3 separate regions of the Homo sapiens genome follow, and all the other regions are linked to region 1. A link is a contact called in ENCODE Hi-C or POLR2A ChIA-PET data. All regions are on one chromosome and are shown on one strand. Each heading gives the region's core, a stretch centred on a gene start or an enhancer-like site at or near the end of the contact. The rest is flanking DNA. Distances are from core to core; before and after follow the strand shown.

Region 1 (2,927 bases), core at 227-2,726:
TGCCATCTAAGGTAACATAGTCACAGGTTTGAGGGATTGGGACGTGGACATCTTTGGAGGGGCATTCTTCTGATATGGTTTGGCTGTGTCCCAACCCAAATGTCATCTTGAATTGTAGTTTCCATAATCCACATGTGTCATGGGAGGGACCTGGTGGGAGGTAACTGAATCATGGGAGAGGTCACCCCATGCTGCTGTTCTCATGACAGTGAGTGACTTCTCACAAGATGTGATGGTTTCATAAGGGGCTTTCCCTGCTTTTGCTCAGCACTTCTTCCTGCCATCTTGTGGAGAAGGACGTGTTTGCTTCCCCTTCCACGACCACTGTAAGTTTCCTGAGGCCTCCCCAGCCATACAGAACTGTGAGTCATTTAAACCTCTTTCCTTTATAAATTACCCAGTCTCAGGCAGTCCTTTACAGCAGTGTGAGAACGAAATAATACACTACCTCAATGACAGTAGGACTGCATTAATGCATTGATAAGGACTGCAGTGGAAGCTCGGAGGTGGGATACCTTATGCAGTTTTGAGAATCAGGGTTTCATCATCTAGAAAGCAAGAGTTTGAATGCACCGATTCCCAAGGCCACAACCTTGAACATTCTGAAATCTACAAAAAGCCAGTGTCTTTCCTACTGTAGTATTTTGGGTTTGCTGAATCTAAGGTCTACTTGTGAAGTCAACATCTTTGCAAGTTATCAATATTAAGAAAAAGGACCCACACATAATATCTGGCTCCCTTCATGAACACACTCTACTATGTTCCCCCTGCCAGCTTCCCCAAAACAGCCTGGGGGCCATGGTCACAGGAACCACCAGCCCACCCTCCAACAACTCAGAGGGACCTTGACGTTGGTTGAGGGGCCCTTGAAAAGGGAATGAAGTGCTGCTGAAGAGCGTCCCCCACCCTGCCCATGCCACCTAGCGGATCTTCTTTCAAACCCTGCATTTCTGAAGGCACGTCTTCCTGTGCTTGGCTGGGTGACTCATCACAAGGAGAAACGTTAGTCACATCAGATGACACATGGCAGCAGCTAAAACGGGAAAAGCGCTCCCTGAGTCATCCCTGGAGCCGGGCGGCAAAGGCTCCTCCTGGGACCATGTGTGGACCCTCCAATGAGGGGGGCCTGGGTCACCTTCACTGAGTGGACAGGACACTCAGTGAAGTTCCAAAGGACACTCAGTGAAGTTCCAAAGGACACTCCGCGTCTTTTTCCTCCAGCTCCTGAAGGAAGCACAGTGAAGACTCCAGCATGGAAAAGCGTGTCCCACACGGCCTCGGCGCCTCCATGGATGATAGGCATGGGGCACCCCCTTTCCTCTGGAAGGTTCTGGTGGGGGGCAGCACACCGTCCACGGGAGCAACGGCCTCTGCATCTGCCCACTGCAGATTCACTTCGTATTTTTAGTTCCCAAACCTTGACATCCAAGCTCCCGCTCTGTGGCTTCCGCGGCAGCCTGGCAAGCTTCCTGTGAAGTCGCCCGCTGCTGAGCTTCCGCACCCTTCCTCCCGCAGAGCCAGCCAGTCATGGAAGAGCGGGATCATCCCGGAAGGTTGGTGCGACAGGAGTGGGTGGTGAGGAAGGCGAAGGCAGCCTTCTCGGAACCTGGCTCCCTGAGACAGGACATGGAAGCAGGGGTGTCCTCTTCTGTGGAACGTCATTTAGCTTCTTCTCACCCATTCTGCAACACACACACACACACACATACACACACACACAAACACGCCACATGTACACATGCACATATACGCACAAATACACACAGTACACACTGTGCATACACATGCGGCACACACAGTACCCACATGTACACATGCACACATACACACAAATACACACACAGCACACACACATACACACATGCAGTACACACAGTACCCACATGTACACATACACACATATGCACAAATATGCACACAGTACACACGCACATGCGGTACACACAAAGTACCCACCTGTATGCATATGCACATATACACACACAGCACACACACACACACACAGTATACACACAGTACCCACATGTACACATGCACACATCCACACAAATACACACACAGTACACATACATACACACATGCAGTATACACAGTACCCACATGTACACATACACACATATGCACAAATACACACACAGTACACACACAGACACACATACAGTACACACACATAGTACCCACATGTATGCATATGCATATATACACACACAGTACACACACATACACACATGCAGTATACACACGGTACCCACGTGTACACATGCACACATACGCATGAATACACACAGACAGTATGCTCATACACACATGCAGTATACCCACAGTACCCACATATACAAATACACACATATGCACAAATATACACACTGTATGTACACACATGCAGTACACACACTACACACATGTACACATACACACATATGAACAAATACACATAGTACACACTCTGTATGTACATGCACAGTGTACACACATGCAATACACACACAGTACCCACATGTACACATACATATGCACAAATACATGCAAATCCACAAATACACACACGTGCACACATGCAGTACACACACATACACTCAGTACACACATGTACACACAGTACTCACACATACACATGCACAAATACACACATAGAGTACACACACATAGTACACATAAATACACACAGACACACATATCCACACATGCAGTACACACATATACATATATAGTACACAGATACATGTATAGCACACACTTGCACACACGCACACATATACACACATACATCTCTACCAGAGATTTTGCATCTGATAGAATAGATGCTTCTCTTTCACACCTTAAGGCATCTAGGATAACTTTCTTTCTTGTTTTCTAAAATTTTTTAAATGTTTAAAATCCTTAATAGCATAATGAAGATGAAGTCTCTGGAAAAAGAGCAAAAAATC
Region 2 (2,770 bases), core at 156-2,655, 530 kb after region 1:
AAATCCACTTTAGTGGTAGAATGTTACTCTGTCCCCTGGCTGTTTTATTGGTCTCGTGTTGGTCATCCAACCCCAAATAAGCCAATCTAAGGCTTATCTAGGAAATTTTGAGACAGAAACTGGGAAATGGGGTACAGTTTTGTTGAGAAAGTCTGGAAGAGAGAAGGGATATGTGAAGACTTTGGCTGAAGTGTTGGCTACCACATTTCTTATCAAGTAGATATGAAAAACAAAAGGAGAGAGGGGAGGGGGCATGAAAGGATGGTGGGAGGGAAGGAGAGAGAGAGAGAGGGAGAGGAAATAAGGGACATGGACAAAAGCTGAGAGGGCCTGAAAGCACCTGACATGAGGATCTTTTTTCTATCCATTCGTGAAGACTACCAGTGTTCCTTTCTTAAGCTCCCTGTGACGTCTCATTATCTTCAGGATAAACTTCCCTTTTTGCTTCATTTATCTAAGTGGAGTTATCAATGCTGCTTCATTGACCTGACCACCAAAGTTGTACCCTAACAAGTCCTCATTAATCCCCACCCATATGCCACTGGCATGCTGGGCACTGAGAATGCCCAGAACTCAGATCCTGCTCCCAAAGCTTCCTAGTCTAGAGAAGGTGATGCTGTTCAGGGATATTAGTTAGCATATGGGGAAAGGATACTCTACTGGAAGACCTCTAGGAAGAGAAGAGTGAATCTTGAGCTGGGCCAGAGTCTGGAGGCCCCTCCCAGACCTCATGCTTCCACTGCGTCTTAGAGGATGTGTCCACTGTCAGCTCAAAGAATCTGTGCAGACCCAGAGGTGCGAAATAGGAAGGCATGAGTCAGTGAGCATGGCTTGGTTTGGCTGTATGGGGGAATTGATGGATTAAGAACGGGTTAGGGCAGGAAGAGAGGCTGGAAGGGAAGTTAGGGGCAGAGTAGGAAGGACCTTCTAGGCCAGTTTAAAGAGTGTGGGCTGGACCTTGGTAAAGCTTGTTAAGCAGGCCCTCCTGTAGAAGTTGCCAGTGATGGTCGCGTTCCATAGCAGACATTCCTGGAGAAAAGGGAAGTTCACTGTAGAACAGTATAGATATTTTCTATTGCCCTAGCTGGAATGAATATTTGATTTGTAGGTTTTCTAAAAGATTCATCTTGAAAAACTTATATAAATATCCTCTTCCTTCTTCTGCATTTGATAAACCAAAAATCTTCAAATTGAAGGATTCTTTATATTTTTTCAAACAGGTATAAACAGGAGAAAAAGCACTGGGTATAACAACCCACAAAAGGTGATGTAAGAATAAATAAGAAGTGAATAGTAATAGTAGCAGCAACAACCGTGGCTGAGTGTTGAGTGTCCGCCATGAGCCAGGGACAGCGCCAAGGGCTGTGTTCAAGAGAAAGGCACAGTAACAAAACCAACTGATGGGGACTGCGAGGGGAGGGGTGGAGAGAGGCTGCCCGGATGCACATCCTGGCTCTGCCCCTTGCTGACAATGTGGGCTTGCATATGTCACATTAGATGGGGGTGTCTATAATAATTTCCTCATAGGGCTGTCAGGAGGATTCAGTGCAATAATTCAAGTTCAGTGCCGGGGACACTGTTAGTGCTCAGGAAGTGTAAATTATTTGTTCCTTAAAATTAAGAAAAAGAGAAATGATTGATAGATAGATAGATAGGACAGAGATAGCTAGAGAGAGAGAGATAAACATTGATATATTTAAAAATACATCTCTCCATCATATTCCAATGCAACTGCAATTCTACACATTTCTTTCATTGCAAAATTCAGTGTGTTTATATGACATGAAATATCAGTTGTAGACCACCTGAGGGGGAAACCAAGAAGGAGAAAAGCTGACAGTGACTCTTCTTGACTGATATTAAGTCTAAAAATGCTGTGATTTATTGACTATTCTTAGTGAGTACAGATGGCTTTGATAAAATGACTTGTATTTTAGTTTATTACTTCAATGAATATATATTGGATAACATTTGGAAAAATAAAATGAATTTTAAAATGTACTTCTCATGTTAATATTTTAGGTATTTTTCTTCTCATTTCTTTTCATACAGTCATTTTACAAAGGATTGTGAATGCACACACACACACACAATTTTGTACCTTTCAATTCCATTTCATTGTTTGATATTCATTTAAAAACTTTGTATACTTTTGTAATAATATGTCAGATATCTGCATATTATGATTTTATATGGATGATACATGATTTACCTACTCTTTGCATTGGATATTTCTGTTGTTTCCAAATGGTAATGATTTTGAATAGACACATGTTCATACCATTAAGAATAACAGGAGATTGTGGTTAACCTACCCCAGTACATTTACAAACACTCAAACCCAGTCCTGGTATCACCAACATCAAAATTGTATTATATGAAGACAATTTTAGGGACAGCTGCAAACACCATAGCAATCCTTGTTTTTGTCCTCCTGAAGGAAGAGAGTACCTAGGCTCTAAGCCACACATATATAGGTTCAGAATCTGCTACTTTCTAGCTGTAGCCTTGGGCTGCTGCTTGACCTCTCTAAGCATTTCCTTTCTCAGCCATAAAACTATAAAATGTGAGTAATATTGCAACCCTCTCCAGGTGATTGTAAAGATTAAATCACATTCCTTTGATCCCTATGCATTCCAAATCCCACCTACATGATATTCATAGTGCTAATCAGGTGTGAGAGCTGAGTCCAAATCTGATTTCTTTCTGCAGACAGAAAACCTTACGCAGGCAGGAGTGATGTCTCCTTTGTACCTTTTGAACTTAGAAC
Region 3 (3,013 bases), core at 75-2,574, 950 kb after region 1:
ATGATAAAAAATAAAAATAACAACTACAACAACAAAAAAACAGAACATGGAAGTAAAAAAAGAGAGTGATTTTCCAGCAGGTTCCTGCAGAGCCCTTCTCTTGATTCCTGAGAGGTTCAATTAACGGATGCAAGTCATAAAACAGTGCATTTTCTCTCTGCTATGATGCATTGTTTTTAATCTCACTGCCTTGTATTATATCACATTCCTATAATTCTTCCGACAGGAAAAGGCTTGTTTCATAAAAATATAGTCCCCAGCATTTGAAATATAAGTTCACATGCAAGCAACATATATATCACCAAGCTGGCAAACTAACTCACTTACTTAATCCACTAAACTTCAGGTGCTTTCTATATTATGTGAAATGGCTTGAAACAGGCAGAAGCTGCCAGGACCCATCACGGCTTCTTTGCTCAAGAGAGACAAGAGGAGAAGGGGAGAAGGGAGCGGGGGGAGTGGAAATTCCCTCAGTGGATTCCACAATAACATGCCTTTCATTATCACCCAGTGTCAGGACACTGGGTAATGTTCATTGTGCATGCACAATAAATTACTATTTACCTGGCAGTGCTTTTGATAAGCTCGTCTCCTCACCCCCTTTCTGTCCATGCAGCACAGAGCAGCGAAACCCCTTTGCCTATAATTCTTATTAAGGTGATACCTTTTCTGAATAAGAAAGTACACACTTCCAAAGCTGGCACTCTCTGGGGTTTTTAAGGGACATTGTTTTTATTGGTTCCCTTTTATTTCTTCCACCCCACTGTGTTTTAATGCTATAGTGACTTCTGTGTATACAACTCTCATATTGAAATGTCGGCTGCAGATATATGCAATATTAAAGAGCGCTTATGAATTTTTGACATCTAATTAGTCGCTACCCTGTTAACATGTCAGGACTCAGAGGGATTAGGGAGGCAGCCCTTTCTGAATAAGTTACAGTGAGGCTCCTGTCCTTTTCATGTATTATTCTTTAATGTAGGTGGTGATTATTTGGCTGTGATTAATTGATGAAGCCCATTGGTCTGGCAAGTGGTGCCGAATTCACCATTCCTCACTTTTATTTCTCTCAGTAGGGTTCTGCCACTTAATCGGAAGGACCTGCTTCCTTCCAGGCAATCTCTCTGTGCAGCGTTCTGGGGCAGAGGGACTGTTCTGGGTGACCCACCTAGACCCTTTCACAGCTCTTGGCTCCCTGGTCAGCAGTGGGTTTTGCATCCTGTCTTCTTGGACAAGCCCTGTGCCCTGTGCCCCCTGGCCAGGCATGTCTGAAATGCAGTGGCACCCCCTATACAAAGGCTTCCTGTTGCTCCCCTTTTCTCTCATATCTGATTTTCGAGCCTTGCTTTCTGGTACCTTTAACACCTGTAGCTCCCTGCCTGGCTCAGTTTACTTCTGGGTTCAGCTGCCTGCCAAGACGCCAGGTGACAATCGGGGCTCTCCAAGGCCGCTCCTGCCATTGTCTCCAGCTGTGGGGCCCAAGAAACCACACACGTGAGATGCACAGTCTGATATGGCCGGCTCTGCCCCTCTGGGTAAGTGATACCAAGCTCTAAAAAAAGGCAACAATGAGAAGCGGATGTTGGGGAGAGGGGACCTGCTGGCTGCTGCTTTTGGGCACTGCCCCATGGGTGTCAAACACCCTGCTGTGTGCAGGCAGCTTCCGCCTCCTAGGAACTCTATGCCCACACAGTCCTCCCAGAAGCTCCTGTCCCAGCTCCCTGGGCTCCCACGGAGGAATCCTCTTTCACAGTGGGTTCTTAGGAATGTCAGATCTGATAGTCTTGGATTTGAAGCTGGGCAAGATTTTTAACATTTTAGATAAAGCAAGCAGGGAAATGATTTGTGAGTATAGCTCTGTGTTTAAGCACAGGGAGAGGGAGGTGTTTTCTGCTTCACCGCATGACTCCCCTTCCATACACCCACATGTGCATGCAGGCACACACATGTATACACACAGGTGCATGCATCCATACACACAGACCCACACATGTACACATACAGGCCCACACACACCCATAGATAGACACACACACTCCCAGGTACACATGCAGGTGCACACACCCATGCACACACAGGCATACACAGGTACACACACAGACACACACTCTCTCTCCCACAGCTTTCTAGACAAAGGCTCTGCCATCAGACTTTCGTACCCTGGCCTCCTGGTTTTATGAACAAATAATTCCTTTTTTTGCAAAGCAGAATTCCCCGCCCCCATTATAAACTCCCACCATTCAAATCTATAATTGGGGGAGTAACAGAGCTGTGGCCGACTTATCTTTTTAAATGCACCGACCCTGGACGAGCCATCCTAAAAATGTGTAATTATAAATAAACCTTCACCTATGTCAGCTGGCAGGGTTTTTAATTACTGCACTTGATGTCAATCAAGGCCAGCTCTGGGTATGCATGTTAGGGGGCAATTTCAGAGGAATTTTGCGGACATAAGCTGTTTGCCTTATTCTATTATCTGCATTTAAAAGGGGAGAGGAGGAGATAAGGCGACAGCCAGGAGGGGAGAGAGAAAGAGCAGCTCATGGAAAGAAAATGGTGGGGGAGGCATTTTACCGAGGCTGCAGCATCCTGCTGGGGCTGGGGAGGGCAGATACTGGACATCTCTCCTAACCCAGGGCCCCACACTGCTGGCCCCCTCTTTGTCTCCCAACCCTTTCTTGCAGGAAGATAAGGAGGGAGATGGGAGTGAGGTGTATATTTGCTGATGGAAGGGGGTGGAGGGGGCCCCTGCTAATCATGTGGGGACAAGGCGGGGATGAGGGTGGGGGTAGGATGAGGGTGGGGGTAGGATGAGGCAGGGAAGGAGAAGATCAGGAAGAGCAAGAAGTGTTGGGGGGAAGCGCTAAAAGGAAAAAAAATCAATTGATGCATATTCACTTTCTCCTCCACTGCGGATTCTATCCGAAGGAAACACTGAACTTTGTAGTGTTAGCAGCAGCTGAAATTTAGAATTATTGTTTCCTTCTAACAGAAGACTCATTTTCCACGGCCG

Evidence for each region. A loop is a pair of places that touch in the nucleus more often than their neighbours do. ChIA-PET counts read pairs that join two places held with the same protein, here RNA polymerase II (POLR2A). Pooled maps may share reads with other maps.
Region 2: a map of HCT116 shows a loop between it and region 1 (2.7-fold over the local background). The contact joins two enhancer-like sites. A Hi-C loop is called at or near these places in 1 of 168 maps with a recorded cell type or tissue (HCT116), 1 of 37 single-sample maps with no recorded cell type and 3 of 50 pooled maps. POLR2A ChIA-PET finds 5 or more read pairs at or near these places in 1 of 52 experiments (naive thymus-derived CD4-positive, alpha-beta T cell).
Region 3: a loop to region 1 is called in a map of naive thymus-derived CD4-positive, alpha-beta T cell, with 4 times the contacts of the local background. The contact joins the promoter of LINC02295 here to the enhancer-like site in region 1. A Hi-C loop is called at or near these places in 4 of 168 maps with a recorded cell type or tissue (CD4-positive, alpha-beta T cell, CD4-positive, alpha-beta memory T cell and naive thymus-derived CD4-positive, alpha-beta T cell) and 9 of 50 pooled maps. POLR2A ChIA-PET finds 5 or more read pairs at or near these places in 1 of 52 experiments (CD4-positive, alpha-beta T cell).

What each region holds. Positions count from the first base shown.
Region 1 is chr14:97,179,520-97,182,446 of GRCh38, forward strand. No RefSeq gene overlaps it. Among named protein-coding and RNA genes, the nearest start is that of LINC02304, 26 kb to the left of the region's middle. RefSeq lists enhancers at 228-1,427, 833-1,127. Within about 2 kb of position 1,477, at least 3 of the 41 ENCODE cell types and tissues checked have a DNase peak (open chromatin) inside an H3K27ac peak, as active enhancers do.
Region 2 is chr14:97,708,351-97,711,120 of GRCh38, forward strand. The region is part of intron 2 of LOC105370651 (a long non-coding RNA gene); the gene reads left to right. Among named protein-coding and RNA genes, the nearest start is that of LINC02291, 23 kb to the left of the region's middle. Within about 2 kb of position 1,406, at least 4 of the 41 ENCODE cell types and tissues checked have a DNase peak (open chromatin) inside an H3K27ac peak, as active enhancers do.
Region 3 is chr14:98,134,663-98,137,675 of GRCh38, forward strand. It overlaps LINC02295 (long intergenic non-protein coding RNA 2295), which reads left to right and starts at 1,325. Exons shown (of 3, transcript NR_184268.1): 1 at 1,325-1,535. The region is part of intron 1 of LOC105370655 (a long non-coding RNA gene); the gene reads right to left.